Linked DNA regions of Homo sapiens: regions 1 and 2 are each linked to region 3. A link is a contact called in ENCODE Hi-C data. All regions are on one chromosome and are shown on one strand. The core of a region is the stretch at or near the end of the contact, and the rest is flanking DNA. Distances in the headings are between cores, read along the strand shown. Region 1 holds the start of AGL (amylo-alpha-1,6-glucosidase and 4-alpha-glucanotransferase). Region 2 holds the start of SASS6 (SAS-6 centriolar assembly protein). Region 3 has its middle 33 kb from the start of LINC01307.

Region 1 (4,433 bases), core at 608-3,107, 1.4 Mb before region 3:
CTTGAATAACTAAAATAGCTTTCTAACTGGTCTCCTTGCTTCCTTCCTTGCTACACTCTACAGTTTATTCAACTATTTCCCATAAAGTTGCGGAGCGATCCTTTTAAAAGGTCAATCAGATTATGTCACTCCTCTGTTCAAAATCTCCATGGCTTTTTTTCCAAAGTTTAAAAGCCCAAGTCCTTGCAATGGCCTACAAAGCCTTAAAAGATCTGGTCACCCGTCTGTGCTCCTGATCCCTTCTCCTGCCCCATCTGTCTGTCCTAATCTCTTACCACTCTCTTCTTCACTCAGCTATGGTGATCTTCTTCGGTTCACCAAGTATGCTCCTGCCTCATGGCCTTTGTACTTCCTATACCTCTACATGTAACCCTCTACCTTAGACTTCTTCTTTCTCGCAGTTTGGCATCACTTTACTGAACGTTATATTTAGAAATGCAAACCTCTCTCTGCTTACTCTTCCACACTTCCCCCTTCCTATTATATATAGGATATAACATATCCTTCTTATTATATAGGATATATTATATCCTGTATAATTTATTTAATTTATCTGTCTCCCACCAATAAAATGTAGGAGTTCCTTGAGGGCAGTGACTGTTTTATTGCTGCATTCCCAGCACCTTATGTGCCTGGCAAATAGTAGGGGCCAGAAAATGAGCTGTGGGTTCCCAAAGTCAGTTACGGACCATTTGCAACTAGCCATTCTCAGAAATCTACAGAAATAAACAAATACTTCAGTATGGGGTTTTTTTTTTTAACTTATATCCTCTTTGGACCTACAGTCATTCCACAATAAAGAATGCAAGAATCTTCTCCACACGCCACAAGTCTTAGTTAACCAAATCTTCTGTCCATTTTCTCATAACCATTAGGAGCCCTCCAAAAGCCCTGGAAGATGGGTTTTCCTTTACCCTCAGGCATTAAATCTCCTTAAGCATCTGCAAAAAGTTCTGAGTTACTGGCCTAACATAAGTGCAGCTTAATCTCAGACGATCTCCGGGTCTATCTAGTGTACATGAGGTACACCCGGACACCGTTAAGTATCAGTGGTGTTTGCACTCTCGATGGTTTGCAGACTGGCCACACCTTACCTACTGGGTCTGCATTCAGGAACATGTGTCCTGTCTGTTAGCACTAGAAGTGATGGACACGTGTTGGCTGGAATGTCAAGGCTGTAGCCAGGCCCCTTATTTTAGACACTTAGAAATCAGGACTCTGAGAACTTAGGCCAAGTAAAAATTATCAAAACAAAGAAACAAAACACGTGGTGGCACAAAAGACACCAGAAGCCAGGTCGTTTGCCCCTCACCATTCAGCCCTTCCCAGCAAAAGATCCTACTGTGCAGCTCAACCTAGCTCGCAGCCGGTACCGCGGGATTTTAATGTGCAACTGTGAGCTCGCAGGCTGTTAAAGGAAGGCCGCGCCTTGGCCGGTGCACCTTCCCCAGGGCAAGGAGAAAGCGCCGCTCCCGGCCTCAGCCGCAGCAGGCTCCAGGTCCCCCGGCCCGGAGCCGACTGAGACGGTGCGGTGCCCACGCTCTCGCGAGACTAGCGGTCGGGGCGGGCGGGTCGAGCCTCCCGGAAGTGGGCCAGAGGTACGGTCCGCTCCCACCTGGGGCGAGTGCGCGCACGGCCAGGTTGGGTACCGGGTGCGCCCAGGAACCCGCGCGAGGCGAAGTCGCTGAGACTCTGCCTGCTTCTCACCCAGCTGCCTCGGCGCTGCCCCGGTCGCTCGCCGCCCCTCCCTTTGCCCTTCACGGCGCCCGGCCCTCCTTGGGCTGCGGCTTCTGTGCGAGGCTGGGCAGCCAGCCCTTCCCCTTCTGTTTCTCCCCGTCCCCTCCCCCCGACCGTAGCACCAGAGTCGCGGGTCCTGCAGTGCCCCAGAAGCCGCACGTATAACTCCCTCGGCGTAAGTGCTAGGAATGCCGCTGGCCTCGCGGGGAAACGCATTCTTTCTATCTATAGCTCGCTCTGTACATCTTCTGTCTACGGCAGCTATTCCAGAGGCAACAACTGCTTCCCTCTGTTCTCATCTCCCCATTGGTGGCTGGCGACCCGAATTTGGGAATGGGGAGATTGCCCACCTGTTATCTTTGAGCAGACTAATCTCTTGTAAGCAGAAGTGCCATTCGGAGTCTCCAGAGCCCTGTGGCTTGGGGCTGGGAATGTCCCCCTGACTTCAGGCTTTCCTAAGTGTATTGCTTTTCTCTGAGAATGGTCTAGGTTTTTAATTTTTTAATTGTAAGAATCTGTAATACAGCATTTTTATTTCGGTCTTATTCGTTGTGCTCAAAGGCAGGAAACAACTATTAATTTGCCTTCTCGAATCTTAATAGTTATAAGATTCATTCTCTTTCATTGCTCTGCTAGGCATAAAACACACTTCGAACATGTAAGTGCCGCTGTCAGCTCTGGAGAGTTTAAGGCAATAGTTATTTTCGATATTTTAACTCCTTTTTGTTTCATAGGGGTAACTCATTCGACTGTGGAGTTCTTTTAATTCTTATGAAAGATTTCAAATCCTCTAGAAGCCAAAATGGGACACAGTAAACAGATTCGAATTTTACTTCTGAACGAAATGGAGAAACTGGAAAAGACCCTCTTCAGACTTGAACAAGGTCAGTAGCAAGTTGTTTTGATTTGCTCATTTGCGTCTTTTAAACTTTTAATTCATTGGCAGTCCTGTTAAATGTTTTAAAGCTCTAAGATAAATATTATTTCCAAGGGTCTAAAACTTGATTTGTGCAAAGATGGTGCTGTGTTCTCCATATATCACTAATTAATGTTGATTTGAATTAAAAATATTTTATATCCCTCGTGTTAGGATAAGGATAAAATAGTTCTCTTTTCTCTGCGTACTAATTCCCACTTAAGATTGAAGTTAAATATATGATCAGAAGATTGCCCATATTATTTCTAATAACATTTACTATTAAAACTTGGTAAATTACTTCATATGTAATTTTGCTTTGGGTATGCATGTAGTTTTGCCTTTGTATAACTGTCTCTTTTCCTTTGTTGAACCTTTGAATTGACAAAATAGATTGCAGCAAAAAGTATAGTAAACTATTGTTTATGTATATCAAAAACTTCTCAAATGTGGAGTAGGTAAAAGCTGAAAATATTTTCTTAGCAAATAAAAAGTGCAATAACTCATCTGGTTATGTTGAACTATATATAGTTGATCTGTATTTAAAAGATCAAATTACTTTTCTACAAGGCTAGTTAATAGATGTTTTATTTTCTTAGCCTTTGTAATTTTTCAACATTGAAGAAGTGTAATATATGAAAAATCCAGTCCCCCTTATTAATGTACCAAATGGATGTTGCTAGTCATAAACATTTCAAAGGAATTTTTAAATTTCGCTAATGTTTTAAGAATTAAATTTTTGAAAAAAATTTCACACATACAATGTGATATCTTCATGCCAAATCCGCGCCTTTTTCCAACTTTGGCATTTAAAATCACTGAGTACCTACTCCATTTTTGGCTTTCCTGACTCTGCACTTTTCTGGTTTTGATTTTTTTTTCCCCCTCCCCTGTTGCATATTCTTGTCAACTTGGTGTCTCTTACTAGGCTCTCTTCCTTTCACTTTTTAATTAATTATGGGTATCTGCTAGGAATTCTTTTTCTGTTCTCCTTCAAAGAATTAGTTACACAGTCTCATGGCCTCAACTGTTGCCTCTGTGCTAATGACTACTTTTGGAGGAAAAGCCTTGAGCTTTCTTCTTCTTGGAAGCTTTCAGCATTTGATGACGGGTAGATCTAGAGCCAGAATTCTCCTGGCTCTGCTGCTAACAAGCTGACTTGGGGCAAGTTACATTAATTCTGAGCATTCATTTCTTTTTTTTTTTTTTTTTTTTTCCTTTTCTCTTTTTCTGAGACAGGGTCTTACTCTGTTGCCCAAGCTGAGTGTTGTGGCATGATCATGGCTCAGTGCTGCCTCAACTTCCTGGGCTCAAGCAGTTCTCCTGCCTCAGCCTCCCAAGTAGCTGGGACTGCAGGCATACATCACTATGCCCCGCTAATTTTTTTTTTTTTTTTTTTTGTAGAAACTGGGTCTCACTATGTTGCCCAGGTTGATATTGAACTCCTGGACTCAAGCAACCCTCCCTCTTTGGCCTCTGAAAGTACTGGGATTACAAGCATAAGCCACCGGGCATGGCCCCAATTCTGAGCATTAATTTATTTATTGGTGAGATGAAAGTGGTAATTTCTGTTCTTCTACCTTTCTAGGTTTTGAGACTCAAAATTAATAATACATGAATTTTTTGTGATAAAGCCCTAAATAAATATAAGGCATTGATATGAATCACTCCATGTATTCCCACCCTGGACCTTGGCTTCAACCTGATATTATGCAATAGAATAGTATTAGGATAGCTCAACTTGGATATGCTTAAATCTAGCATGTCCAAAAATATCCCC
Region 2 (4,178 bases), core at 703-3,202, 1.2 Mb before region 3:
AATATATTAAAGGTTTCTAAGCAGAGAAATTGAGTTTTTAGATTAACTGTGATGGCAATGTAACCAGAAAGAGACCATCTAGGAGTTTCCATATTGAAACCAAAGTCATGGCCTCCTTTATCTTTCTATAATCATTCTAAAACAGTGTTGTCCAATGGAGATACAATGTAAGCCACAAATGTGAGCCAGGTATGTAATTTTAATTTTTTTCTTTTTCTTTTTTTTTTTTCAGAGACAGGATCTCGCTCTATCACCCAGGCTGGAGTACAGTGGCACAAATAGTAGCTCACTGTAACCTCAAGCTTAGGCTCAAGCAATCCTCCTGTCTTGGCCTCCTAAAGTGCTGGGACTACGGGTGTGAGCCACCATACCTAGCCTACTTTTAAATTTTCTAGAAGTCACATTTTAAAAAGACTTTTAAAAGCAGGTGAAATTAATTTTAATAATACATTGTATTTAACCCAATATACCCAAAAATATTGCCATTTAACACATAATATAAAAATTGACATATTTTACATTCTTTTTTCATAGTAAGTCTTAAAAATCCAACGTGCATTTTCATATGTAAAGCACAACAATTCAGATAAGCCCCATTTCAAATGTCTAATAACCACATGTGGCTAGTGGCTACCATACTGGACAGCATTAAAAGAATGATCAACTAAACCTACAGATCTCCATATGCAGCTGCTGGTTTTGGGACCATCTCCTTGACCGGCTTGCCATTGATTTTTGACCGAATTCTGAACTATATATACTACAGTTTGACATTACTGGCAACTCAATAAGGCAATGTCTTCATTTTTTATGTTACATTTGTACACCACTTAGTTTTCACATACGATTTCACACCTGATCCTCATTACAAACACGTGAATACGCAAAAGATTTCACACCTGATCCTCATTACAAACACGTGAATACGCATGTTATATCAGTTTTACAAATGAGGAAAGAACGTTCAGAGAAAAAAAGAGACAACCATTGAGTGTTAGAACTGAGAAAAAAAAAGTAAGTCTCCTGACCTCTGGTCAAATCTATTTACGCCCCAATAATACCACCTCCTTAATCAAAGTTGCACTTCTCTGTGCGACTGGTCTTTATTTCCTCCAGTGATTGTAAACTCCATGAAGAAAAGGACTGTTTTTCCTGACCACTGTATTCCCAGTGCCCAGTAAGGTGTTTTACAAGGAGGCAATATTTATTGAATGAATTAATGACGTTTCTGCTTTTCTCATTTTTAGTCGGTTAAATGTAATTTACTTTTTTAAAGCAACTGATGTGAAGAGCCAAAGTACGCCACCAAATTGGTAGGTTTTTAAAAGTTGAACTTTACTGCCAACATACTTCAAAAGAGAACGAGGGGGAAAGGCTCGGAGCCAAGGCCTGAGTTCTAGTCCTGACCCTGCCATGAACTGGCTGTGAGCCCTCACGTAAATTTTTTTAACTTCTCTGGGCCAGAGTTCTTATCTGTCAAAAGGGAAGAGTAGGGCTATAATCTTCACGATTCCGTGCACAGGTAGGGTTTTTGACATTAACTTGATGTGAGCCGGCTTCCTAACTCCTCACACCCTTCCTCCAGTCCCCTCTGCAACGGCCGACTTGGTGAGAGAGGTAACCACCGGGCCCTCTGGGTTCCCTATCCGCTTCCTAGGGGGGCCGACTCGACACCTAGGTGCAAGGTGGATCCCACGGGCCAGAACCGCCATCTTTCCCCATTGGCCTGACCCCAACCGCCACCCGCGGGCACTGGATGACGCGGACCTTACCTCTCCTCACAGTCTTTGCATTTCACCTGCAACGGGACTAGTTGGTGGAACAGCACTTGGCTCATGTTGGCTCGCTGCCTCGGCTGGTGTGCAGAAAAGCCCAACAGGCCCGGCCCTCGGGATTAGCCTGAGAGGTCCGGGTCCTGATAAAGTTTGAGTTTGGCGCTCGGCTTCTGCGGAGGAGGCGGGGAGGGAGAAACGAGGGGAAGGCGTAAGAGACTTGGCCCTCGCCAGCCACCATCGGATTCTTCCGGTTCTGCGGAGGATAAAGGGAAGACGGTTGTGGTAGTTCCGGGTATTAACCTGTGTGGCGCGGGGGCTGAGGCAGCCATGTTTGTTAAGGGAAGGAGACCCGAAGGAAGCTTCTAACTTTTCTTCTGGTTGCCGGATGCTGGACACCGGAAGCGAGCCCTAGAATTATGGCGACCTCCGCGACGTCGCCGCACGCGCCTGGTTTTCCAGCTGAGGGTAGATGCGGTTACTATGTGGAAAAGAAGAAACGGTTCTGCAGGATGGTGGTGGCCGCAGGGAAAAGATTTTGTGGTGAACACGCTGGAGCCGCGGAGGTGTGGTATCGCCCTACTCTCTCAAGAGTCGGAAATAAGTATCCTGGTCCTGTCGGTGCTGGAACCCGGCCCCTCCCCTCTTTGACAGCTTTCTGCTTGTGTCCCCTGGATTCTCCAGCTTTCACTTTAATAAACCCAGTTTTGCCCTCCTTGCGGAGCGATTATGAGTTCTAGTGATGAGAAATTTTTTATTTTTCTAAGTAAAGCGCCAGCAGTGACCCATTTATTTTGATCTATTTATCTCGATCTTAACTCATGGTAATGCTAGGTTTTAATTTTTACCCCAAGCTACCGCTCCGTCTTCCTGCTGGAAAGTGGTAGTTTAGAAAAAGTAGTGATTGAAGTCCCAAAGGTTTCACTAGTTGTGTTCTAATTGTTATTTCATGAAAGAGAAGCACTTCTCGTGAATGCGGTTGGAAGAAACTTTCTTTTAAAAATTTAGACTTGAGGCCCGGCGCGGTGGCTCACGCCTGTAATCCCAGCACTTTGGGAGGCCGAGGCGGGCGGATCACTTGAGGTCAGGAGCTCGAGACCAGCCTGGCCAACATGATGAAACCCTCTCTCTACTAAAAATAAGAAAATCAGCCGTGGCGCGAGCTACTAAAATTAAGAAAATCGTGGTGGTGCGAGCCTGTAACCCCAGCTACTCGGGAGGCTGAGGCAGGAGAATCGCTTGAACCCAGGAGGTGGAGGTGGCAATAATCCAAGATCACACCACTGCATTCCAGCCTGGGTGACAGCCAGACTGAATCTCAAAAAAGAAAAAAAAATTTTTTTCGACTTACAGTTTTTAAGAATGCAACTTTGCTGGAATGGGAAGGAAAGATTTTTAAATATATACGAATTGACCTTTTACAATTGAGAACAAAGCATACAATTTTGTTTGATAATTATGCATATAAATGTACTATCAAACACTTTATATTTGTATATATGTATATTACTTTAGGATATATATGAGATGGGAAAATAAAAACCAGAGGAGCAAAATGCTCATAGGAAGAGAGCATGTCCTTATAGTTCCACAGAACTATAAAGAATAAACCAAAGCGATCAGCATCAGATTTCATGCTTCTGAATGTTCAGTATTATTTGCATTATTTTATTTCTTAAGGAATTTATTCTTCTAGACAATATCCAGTGCAGATCAGTCCCCTGACCCCCTTCATCTGCCACTCTCCATCATAGTTGTAGTCTACTTCCTATTTTGTTTTGACTGGCATTTACCAAAAGTGAAGCATACTGAAACAAGGACATTCTTGTTTTGGAATATGGGAGACGTGATTTGTTGTGGGAACTCTGAATTATGCCCATAGTCTATTGACTGGTTTTGAGGGGACTGGCAAACATCCCTTGTTGAAGAATGAGAGTTATGATAGGAGAAGGATTTAGACTCCACCTTATCCAGATATATGGAAGGTGAAAACAAATAGTGATGATAGTAGAATATGAATAAATCCTTACAAGCTGATTAGTATTCCTATAGAGGAACGACATATTGTCATTAGACACTTGAAGAGAGACCGCAAAACATCAAGTGGAAACACTTTTATTGACTACTATCTCGTTTTAAATTGTGGCTATCCTCCTGAATCTGTAATTTATGATGTAACTGGATGTTGTGTTTCCATCTTTTTTTCTAAGTGTCATATATAGCTGTGATGACACCACTCATTTTTACCCAGTGGTTCTCGACTGGGACTGATTTTGCCTCCAGTGAACACTTGGCAAAATGAAGACATTTTGGTTGTCAAACTGAGGAGTATCACTGACATCTAATGGATAGAGACCAGAAATGCTGCTAAACCTCCTACAAATCACAGGACAGCCCCCTGCACTC
Region 3 (4,466 bases), core at 1,351-3,850:
TCAGATTTTGATGTATATGTTAGCTGTGTGACTTTGAACAAGTCACTGGGTCTCTCTCTCTATCAGTTCTGGCTGCTCAAAAATGTGCGGTTGGACCAGATGTGGTGGCTTACCCCTATAATCCCAGCACTTTGGGAGGCCAAGGAGGGAGGATTGCTTGAGGCCAGGAGTTCGAGACCAGGCTTGGCAACATAGTGAGACCTGTCATTACAAAAAATAAGAAAACAAAAATGTGGGAGTGAAATGGTTTAGCAGTTCTCCACCAAACCCCATGTGGGGGAGGCGTCGTCTGAGGAACATCATGGGTTTAGAAATCTTCATGGATCTTTGTCTGGGTGTGAGGGCTTGGGATGAGGGGAAGAGGTTGAAAAGGAAGGTCCAGACTGTTTTAACCAGAACAGGCCCCACTATAAAAAGTTAATTCAAAAAATTTTATTTTTGAATAGGTAATCCATGTAAGTGATTCAAAATTCAAGAGGTAGAAAAGAGCACATAGCAAAAAGTCTCCTCACTAATCTGCCCCACATTAGAGTAAACCAATGTCACAATCTATTATCTATATTTTTGGAGATATTCCCCCATATTGCCCCACCTCTTTCTTTTATTAACACAAATAATAACATCATACACAGTTCTATAATGCTTCTTTTTATCTATTTATATATTGCAGTTTCATATAACATTTCACTTATTCTTCAGTATGCTCAGACATAGATATATAAAATTTGACTAGATGCTCTAGAAATCTCTTTTGTAAGGGCATTGACCCTTTTTTACTTTTACTCTTTTAAATGTTTTTAGAGACAGGGTCTCACTTTGTCACCCAGGCTGTAGTGCAGTGGTGTGATCATAGCTCACTGCAGCCTTGACCTCCTGGGCTCAAGAGATCCTTCTGCTTCCAGAGTTGCTGGGATTACAGGCATGAGGCACCATGCTTGGCAGCATTGACTCTTAAGCTCACATTTTTAATCTAATATAAAATAAATGATCCATAGATTTGTAGCTATGCAGAGACAAAAACCATTTGTCTTGGTGTCAGACCTCCGAGAGACAGGAAGAGAGTGAGCCCTAGGAGAAGGCCTCTTTCAATATTTTCAGCTACAAGGCTTGTTTGACTGCTGTTAACCATAATCCGTAATCATGATCCACAGTAAGCAAAGCATGGGGGAGCACAACAGCACAGAAGCTGCTCCATAGGCTGAGAACAATGGCTCACACCTGTAATTCCAGTACTTGGAAGACTGAGGCAAGAGGTTCGCTTGGCCTAGGAGTTTGAGGCCAGCCTGGGCAACATAGCAAGACCTCATCTTTATTTTAAAATAAATAAATAAATAAATAAATAAATAAATAAATAAATAAATAAGAAAGAAACTGCTCAGGCACAGTGCTGGATGTATCCACAGCTGTAAACGAATTTGAAGGTTTGGGAAGGATAGAGTAAGAAGGTGAGGAGCAATCACTTTAGAAATCTTGTTACATTTTAAGTTAAGTAGAGATAGACTGCTTCTTCCACAGATTTCTCTATTGGATTTTTTCTTTCTTTCTTTCTTTAAACAGGATCAAATTTCCCTTAGAACAGCGACTCTCAACCCTAATTGCACGTTTGAATCATCTGGGAGCTTTCAGAAACTCCCACAGTCAGAGCCCCATCTGTAGGATTCTGATTTAATTTGTTTGGGGGGGTGAGGCTTAGCACCTGGCATTTTTGGAAAGCTCCGTAGATGATTCTAGATGCAGCCAGGTGACAACAGAGCTGTAGCTTCCGAGTGACTGGCTAGTGATGCAGCTCCTTTCTGCTCTACTGGGTGGTTGTCTCCAGGCAAATGGCCCAGATTCCTTCTCTGCTTCCTTCCTTTAACCTTCCCTTTCTGCCTTCTTTTTATTGCATGATCACTATCTGTCTTGGATTGTTGCTTGTTTTGATGTTTATCAGTCTCTGGAGCATACAGATCCCCCTCAGGTAGTCTGAGCTGGAAACTGTCAACTCCTACCCTTTGCAGTTTCTCTCAGATTCAGCTACTAAACATGTCACCTGAGGGCTGTGGTTCATAAGTTCTAGGTCGGAGGTTCTTAGACTAGCAGCATCAGCACCACCTCAGAAGTTCTTAGAAAATCAAATTCTCAGCCCATCTCAGGTCTAATTTAGCTCACTAAATTAGAAACTTTGTGGGTGGGACTAAGGGTATTTTATTGGTAGCCTTGAACCACAAGCTTGTAGCATTTGGAATTAGTTGTGCTGTCATGGGTGCTCTATCTTGAGGCTTTGGTATGCATGTTGGGCACCCAGAGGCTGAACAAGTTGCAATCTTCCTTCAGTGCCCCCACCATTTCCATCTTACCTTGGTGCTAGAGATAAACTGGGCTTCTTTCCTGATTTCTCTCCTTTGCACCTGAGCACTCCACGATGCTAGGTCCTTCCCAAACTCAGTCCATGCACCCCTACCCCCACCATCCTCATCCCCTGTAACTCCTGATCCTAGGAGAGACCTCTCCAGTTCCCCCAAGCGAGAAACAGATTTTCCCAAGGGGAGTGCCTGGAAGACTTTATGTTTATACTTAGTAACTTCATTTGCCAGACTGCCCAGCAGGACTAAGCCTCTTCCTCCTTTGTGGCTTTGCTGATGACTCTGCTCTGAAGCCTGATGATTTAACTAATTGGTGCTAAATTTTCCTGTACAGAGACATGATTTTATCAGCTGTAATTATCAAGCAATGGGACCTGATTTGGTTTTAAGCAGTCCTAGAACTTAAGCACCTCAGTGAATGTTGTCCTTCAAAGTAGTTATCAGGGGAAGCCACCCACTTATTCTAACAAGGCTGTCATTGTTGAAAATCTGACTGAAAACACTCTCCTGGGTCTGATGCAATCCAGAGTCTGATGTTTGTGCTCCTGCCTGATCGGGTTGCATCTTCCACCACCATCTCCCACGTGCCCATTGCTTTAACCACACAGCAGTTTCCTATTTCCTGAACTTACCCTGCACTTTCACATCTCCATGACTTTGTTATTCTTATTCAGCTTGGATTGCTCTTTTTATGCCTTTCTTTCCTTATTAAAATTCTGTTTTTCCTCCAACGGCCAACTAAGATGCTACTTTTCCTATGATGCTTTTCCTTATTCTTCAAATCAAAAAGATGGCTTGCTTTCTTCTCACATGTCATAGTATTTCACTTTTGCTGGTAATGAAGCATGTTTGCTTGAGTAAGTATTCCCTTCTAATGTACGCTTCTTGACAGCAGGGACCATGGAAACCATCCATTCCTCTTTCAGTGTCCAACACAGTAAGAGGTTGACAGCTGTCTATGAAGAGCCTCCATAAGGAACCAAGTGAGGAAATCAATTTATTTAGTTTATGTGTTTATTGAGTTTACCTATTTAGTTTATTTATCACTCTGTCACCCAGGCTGGATGGCACAATTATAGCTCACTGTAGCCTCAACCTCCTGGGCTCTAGGGATCTGCCTGCCTCAGCCTCCTAAGTAGTTGGGACCACAGGCACATGTCACCATACTGGGCTATGGTTTTTTGTTTGTTTGTTTTTGTTTGTTTTGTTGTTTGTTTTTTGTTTGTTTGTTTGTTTTCAATGGAGTCTTGTTCTGTTGCCTAGGATGGAGTGCAGTGGCACCATCTCTGTTCACCACAACCTCCACCTCCTGGATTCAAGCAATTCTCCTGCCTCAGCAGGACAATTGTAATCCCAAGTAGCTGGGATTACAGCCGCCCATCACCACACTCAGCTAATTTTTGTATTTTTAGTAGAGAGGGGGTTTCACTATGTTGGCCAGGCTGGTCTCGAACTCCTGGCCTCAGGTGATCTGCCCACCTCAGCCTCTCAGAGTGCTGGGATTACAGCAGTGAGCCACCGCACCCGGCCTACTGGGCTAATTTTTAAAGTTTGTTTCTAGATACAAGGTCTTGCTGTGTTGCCCAGGCTGGTCTTGAGCTCCTGGCCTCAAGCGATACTCCCACCTTGACCTCCCAAAGTGTTGGGATTATAGGCATAAGCCACCATGTCCAGTTTATTTAGTTTATTATTTAAAAATGGTATTATACCGTGTCTGATCACTACTTTAATCACTGTAATTAGGAACAAAGGACTTTAAGCTATTTCACACAATCATTCATCTTAAAGGATAAAGATTCAATGAATTTTAGGAATAAAGAAAAAATGTGTCAGGCGTGATGGCTCACACCTGTAATCCCAGCACTTCGGCAAGCTGAGGTGGGAGGTTTGCTTGAGCCATGGGGGGGTGGAGGTTGCAGTGAGCTGAGATCATACCACTTCACTCCAGCCTGGAAGACACTGTCTCAAAAAAAAAAAAAAAAAAAAAAAAAAGTTAAAGAAACGATATATCCCTAAGCACTAGCAGCTGGGACTAAGTATATAACCTCCCAGTAAAATACTTTGAAGGGGGACAGTGTGCCTTTTCTTTGTTAAAGGCCCTTCCTGTTGCTAGAAGCATAT

What was found. Hi-C counts contacts between places; a loop is a spot of excess contacts on that map. Pooled maps may share reads with other maps.
Region 1: a pooled map shows a loop between it and region 3 (2.1-fold over the local background). The contact joins the promoter of AGL here to the enhancer-like site in region 3. A Hi-C loop is called at or near these places in 4 of 50 pooled maps.
Region 2: a pooled map shows a loop between it and region 3 (5-fold over the local background). The contact joins the promoter of SASS6 here to the enhancer-like site in region 3. A Hi-C loop is called at or near these places in 7 of 50 pooled maps.

What each region holds. Positions count from the first base shown.
Region 1 is chr1:99,848,504-99,852,936 of GRCh38, forward strand. AGL (amylo-alpha-1,6-glucosidase and 4-alpha-glucanotransferase) reads left to right here and starts at 1,858. Exons shown (of 34, transcript NM_000642.3): 1 at 1,858-1,912; 2 at 2,472-2,621. The coding sequence starts at 2,540. RefSeq lists enhancers at 1,004-1,978, 1,179-1,328, 1,979-2,952 and a silencer at 1,509-1,828.
Region 2 is chr1:100,130,978-100,135,155 of GRCh38, forward strand. It overlaps SASS6 (SAS-6 centriolar assembly protein), which reads right to left and starts at 1,953. Exons shown (of 17, transcript NM_194292.3): 1 at 1,773-1,953. The coding sequence starts at 1,837. It overlaps TRMT13 (tRNA methyltransferase 13), which reads left to right and starts at 2,186. Exons shown (of 11, transcript NM_019083.3): 1 at 2,186-2,338. The coding sequence starts at 2,192. RefSeq lists silencers at 1,575-1,738, 3,876-4,170 and enhancers at 1,734-2,336, 1,741-1,860, 1,871-2,400.
Region 3 is chr1:101,288,976-101,293,441 of GRCh38, forward strand. No RefSeq gene overlaps it. Among named protein-coding and RNA genes, the nearest start is that of LINC01307, 33 kb to the right of the region's middle. Within about 2 kb of position 2,601, at least 3 of the 41 ENCODE cell types and tissues checked have a DNase peak (open chromatin) inside an H3K27ac peak, as active enhancers do.